2 separate regions of the Homo sapiens genome follow, and region 1 is linked to region 2. Evidence: chromatin contacts called from ENCODE Hi-C data. All regions are on one chromosome and are shown on one strand. The core of a region is the stretch at or near the end of the contact, and the rest is flanking DNA. Distances in the headings are between cores, read along the strand shown.

Region 1 (2,700 bases), core at 45-2,544, 520 kb after region 2:
TCTGGGATGCTAGAGGTCTCAGGCAGTTAAGTGACTTGACCCAGGACAAGTCTGTCTAGCTAGACTCAGCAGGGATTAGAATAAAACTCCAAGCTCTCTTCCACTTGTCCAGCCCACTGCCAAGCTTGCTCCCCTCTGGCCTCAGTGGCTTTCTCTGATCTTACAACATAGCCCCAGGGCCTTTGCGCTTGCTGTTCCTTCAGCTTGGAACACTCTCCCTCTGGAGTCTCCCATGGCTGGCTGCTTCTCATCATTCTGGTCTCAGCTCAAATGCCACCTCCTCAGAGAGGCCCTCCATGGCTGCACTAAGGCAAGTGGCCTTCTCTAGTTACCTTCTCTTTCATCACAGGGCTGATTTTCTTCTCACATTCAATTATCTCATTAATCTCCTTGCCTGTTCAACATCAACTCCACCCCTTCTTCCTCCCTCTCCCAATGCAGGCTCCAGGAGGGCAGGGACTTTGTCTGATGTGTCCACAGATATGTCCCCAGCCCCAGACCTGGCACACAGTAGGTGCTCAATATATTTTGAATGAATGAGTGAGTAAATGAATGAATTTGCAGCTTTGGGGAACGCCTGACCCAAGCTCCATCCCAACACACCTGATCTTGGCTTTCCTAAAGGCCAGCTCCTCCTCGTTTCCAAAGTCCAGGGACACATCCTCGGTATCGTCCACCAGGGCCTGGGAGGAGAGCAAGGGCAGGTGGCAGGCCCAAGCACGGCGCACACCCCAACCCCACCCGCCCTGTCCTCCTGGGCTTGGACTCCACTTGCACCCCACCGGGTTCCCAAGTGGACCCTCCGAGCTGGCGGGGCCCCTCCGCTGCGGCTGCAGTGCAAAGCCCTCTCCACCCTCCCGACCACCGGGTGCAGCCCAGCCCCAGGCCCCGGCGCATCCCTCCTCCTCCTCCCGGCTTCTCCAGCGCTCCCGCAGGCTCCCCTCGTCCCGCCCCGCCTCCAGCCCCAGCATCCCCGAGGCCCTACCTGCTTCATCACCCTCCCAGGAGCCCACCTGGCGCCCAGGCCCGGGGCTCCAGCTCCGCCCGTCGCCGCTGAAGGGGTCGGACGCCGGGCGGGCGGATGTAGGCAGCAGACGGTGGACGCTGAGGGTCGGGGCCTGCGCCCTGTGGGGCAGCCTCAGCGCAGCTTCTCGGGTGGGGCGGGGCGCTCGGGGCCTAAGGCGCAGTCGCAGGCTGGGGAGGGGGCTCGGCTCGCCGGGGACGCGCCCAGGAGAGAAAGCGGCGGCAGGGAGGCAACGGCCTGGGGAACTGCGGACAGAGATAGTGGGAGGAATGGGAGTCGGGGGCGGGGGGCGGCTGCGTCAGCGAATGGTGTGGACGGCGCATAAACGTGGATGTAGCGAATGATAAGGCAGTGAATGAATGTCAGTGGTGGGCAGCCGCATTCAGGGTTGGGAGAAGGTCAGTGTTTCCCAACAGTCTCTGCGCGCAAGAAATTCCCAGGAACCTTGTGAAAAGCAGATTCTCAGGCCCGGCCCGGGGGATGTGGAAGGCCTGGAGTGGGGCCCTAGAATCTGCCTTCCCCGCGCCCCCACCCCCCACGACAAAATGCAGTTAGGATGGGCCCTGCTGTGTTCTTTTTTGGGGGGTGGGGTGGGGAAGGCAGATTCTAGGGCCCCACTCCAGGCCTTCCACATCCCCCGGGCCGGGCCTGAGAATCTGCTTTTCACAAGGTTCCTGGGAATTTCTTGCGTGCAGAGATTGTTGGGAACATTCTCTGCACCTAGGCTGGAGAGCACTGGTGCCATCGTAGCTCACTGTGGCCTCAAACTCCAGGGCTCAAGCAGTCCTCCCGCCTCAGCCTCCCGAAAAGCTGGGACCACAGGCTGCACCACCACACCTAGCTAAATTTTTATTTTTGTAGAGAGGAGGGTCTCACTATGTCGCCCCGGCTAGTCTTGAACACCGAGGTTCAAGCCATCCTCCTGCCTCAGCCTCCCAAAGTGTTGGGATTACAGGAGTGAGCCACCACACCCGGCCTCACCTGCCTTTTAAGGGGTGGCGCTGCTATAGCCACAGCTTCAGAACCACAGTGAGATCTGCGTGCATCGCCGTGCCAGGCACTTATTAAGCGCAAAGTTATTAGTAGTATTAATACTATTATTGACAGTAATAGTAGTGTTTCTTGAAGTGAAAGTCTTCCTGGGTACCTCCCAGGAAAGAAAACTTGTCACCTGAGGGTCTTTCCTGGCCCAGGACACAGTGACTCTCCTCTCCTGCGTGCCCTCTCCCTGTCCTGATCCCCCACCCACGGACAGAGGGCTGAGCATCGAGATGCCAAAGCCAGTGACCCTGCCCTTTGCCCTCCCACCATGGACAATAGGTACGTGTCCCCTGCCCCTGGTGACCCCAAAGAGGGCTCCTGGGCCACAAGCCCCTGACACATTTTCCCCACTGCTGGTCTCCATGGGCGGAGGTGGAGGCAGGAGCTGTCTCATCTCTGATCCTGGGCCTGGGTTCCAGGCTTTCTGTCCTCCGCCCCCACCCCAATTCCCTAAGCTGACCCCACAAGGGCCTGCCAGGTGTGTGTGGAGGGAAAGTGCTTTCTCCTATGCCATTTCTCTTTTTTTTTTTTTTTGAGATGGAGTTTCCCTCTTGTCACCCAGGCTGGAGTGCAATGGTGCGATCTCGGCTCACTGCAACCCCTGCCTCCCGGGTTCCTGCAATTCTCCTGCCTCA
Region 2 (2,700 bases), core at 183-2,682:
CTGAGGTGGGAGGATCGCTTGGTCCTGGGAGGTGGAGGTTGCAGTGAGCTAAGATCATGCCACTGCACTCCAGCCCAGGCAACAGAGTGAGACTCTGTCTCCAAAAAAAAAAAAAAAAAAAAATTCAACCTCTAGAAGCAAAGTAGAGAATCTCATTCCTATCCAGCTGGCACTGACTATGTGGGAGTTTGACATTATGTTTAGGGGCTAAAGTTTTTTTATTCCAATAGATCATGTACGAGTTAAGGGATATTATCCATTCGAATAAAACCTTCGCCCTCTGAAAGTTCCCTGAAAATCAACTGACAAAATGTAAATGATAGAAGAAAAGGCATACACGTTTATTAGCATGTGCTGGGGAGGATCGCAGAGTGATGGCCTAATATCCCAAAGGGATACAGATTCTTCTATATCCGACTTCTTAGGGGAGAGGATCATGGAAAAGTGTGAATGATTTTAGGAGAATAGCAAAGGATTTTTATTTTTATTATCATTATTATTTTGAGACAGAGTTTTGCTCTTGTCGCCCAGGCTGGAGTGCACTGGCGCAATCTCCACCTACTACAACCTCCGCCTCCTGGGTTCAAGCAATTCTCCTGCCTCAGCCTCCCGAATAGCTGAGATTACAGGTGCCCACCACCATGCCCAGCTAATTTTTGTATTTTTAGTAGAGACGGGGTTATGCCGTGTTGGGCAGGCTGGTCTCCAACTCCTGACCTCAGGTGATCCACCCGCCTCGGCCTCCCAAAGTGCTGGGATTACAGGCGTGAGCCACAGCTCCCAGCCACAAAGGATTTTTAGGGGAATTCAATGGGCTTAGAGAACACACAGTGGCTCAGAACAAAGTCTGTTGGGTCTGCAGAGCAGAAAATGATTTGTGACAAGTCTGTTCAGGTGTGTTGGCAGACTTCAGTCAGTCTTCCTGCGATGTGAGTTCAGCTAATGAAAACTCAGGGACCGGGGTCATTGTTTTCTTCTTTTTCAGGTCCGGGCTTTAGGTAGATAAGGGAACTTCAGAGAACAACTTCATCCTGTGTTTTGGGAGACACGGAGGACTGAGCGATGAGAAGTAGGTGGGTGAGGTCAGAGAGACCTTAGGTCTTCCTCAGTTCGGCCCATCAGAGTGCCCTATTTTGGGGTATCGGTTTCTGACTCCCAACAATGGTGAAAAAATTGGGCTTGAAGTGGACTGGAAAGTTAGTAAAATTTCTTTAACTGTAGCAGGAGGAGTCATAGACACAACCTCTCAGACACCGGATTGTGGAAGGAAAGAGCTTTATTCTTCTGGGAGCATCGGCAGACTCAAGTCCTAGAAACTGAGCTCCCTGAATAAGTAATTCCTGTCCCTTTTAAGGGCTCACACCTCTAAAGGGACTGCATGAAGAGGGGGTCGTGACCGATTGGGCAAGCGAGGGGTAGGTGACTGACGGCTGCATGCACCAGTAATCACAACGAAACAGAACAGAACAGGGAGTTTCACAACGCTTCCTCATACAGTGTCTAGAATCTATAGATAACTCAAGCAGTGAGGTCAGGGGTTGAATTTTAACTACCAGGCCCGAAATGTGACGCTGGGCTGTCTGACTATGAATTTCACTTCTGCTTATTCTTTTAACTTCTACCTTTTCAGCAAACAAGAAATTAAGTATAAGACAACATGAGGAGTGGTCTCCTTTCTCATGACCACCTCCGCTAGTTCAGAGAAAGGCGCCCACAGTGACTGGGTGACCAAGATATAGTTGCCTCAGACATTTGCATTTCAAAGGGGATAAATCCAAGACCTTTGAAAAAAATGTTTCTGGGTTGTAAATCTGGCAAGAGGCTTACTTGCCTCTGAAGAGATTTATAGACACACCAAAAGATTAAAGTAAGAATTTACGACCACTAGGTTTCTCTCAGGAATACTCTAAGAGGAGGAGGATATGGTCTCTTTTCTTTTGTGGTAACAGGGGAAATTCTTTTTTTTGTTTTTTCTTTTTTCTTTTTTTTTTTCTTCAATTGGTGATACTCAATTGTCCCAAAACTCTTAGAGTGATTAGAACAGAAAAAGTTAAATATATCATTGATTTATTTTTTCGGTCTATTTTTTTCAAAATGCCATTATAAGGGTAACACAATTTTATTGTGAGGAAACTGGGGAAGTAAAGAAAATCATGAGGAAACTCAAAGCCAGCTTTTGAAGTTCATTCTAAAAGGATGAACTCAATTTGGGTCTGCTTGGTAATTATGTAAATGTCCTGTTATAATTGATAATTAACTATTTTGTGTTTTGCATCATCAAAGCCAGCTCGGTATAGTTGAATAAAAGGTACACCAAATGAAATCTCATATCTAGACTAATTTCAAGAGAACCAAAGGAAATTATTATAATTATCATGAACTTTCTAATCACTAGAACAGCATAAAACCTTTCTTTATGTAGCAAAGTACCAATGAGTGGCAGGTGCAAGATAGAGGCTGTCACAAAAGAAAGGGCAGCCTAAGAATGAGAAGTTATAGCTTCTCTTTTCTATTTCTCCTCCCAGAGGTTGAGTTCTGCATGCCCTCCGTCCCCACAATTCTACTTGACATTGCCACTGCCTTCCTCTAACCTGTCTCTGTTTCTTCCTTACATTGCTGGTGGAATGACCATTCCGTCTGACATATCAGATTATTCACTATTTCTTCCTTCTCTGTTACTCATTTGTTGAACAAGTTTAC

What was found. A loop is a pair of places that touch in the nucleus more often than their neighbours do. Pooled maps may share reads with other maps.
Region 1: a loop to region 2 is called in a pooled map, with 2.2 times the contacts of the local background. The contact joins the promoter of TVP23A here to the enhancer-like site in region 2. A Hi-C loop is called at or near these places in 2 of 37 single-sample maps with no recorded cell type and 4 of 50 pooled maps.

What each region holds. Positions count from the first base shown.
Region 1 is chr16:10,817,500-10,820,199 of GRCh38, forward strand. TVP23A (trans-golgi network vesicle protein 23 homolog A) reads right to left here and starts at 1,295. Exons shown (of 8, transcript NM_001079512.4): 1 at 986-1,295; 2 at 604-683. The coding sequence starts at 994.
Region 2 is chr16:10,296,104-10,298,803 of GRCh38, forward strand. No RefSeq gene overlaps it. Among named protein-coding and RNA genes, the nearest start is that of ATF7IP2, 89 kb to the right of the region's middle. RefSeq lists an enhancer at 1,685-1,734. Within about 2 kb of position 1,433, at least 5 of the 41 ENCODE cell types and tissues checked have a DNase peak (open chromatin) inside an H3K27ac peak, as active enhancers do.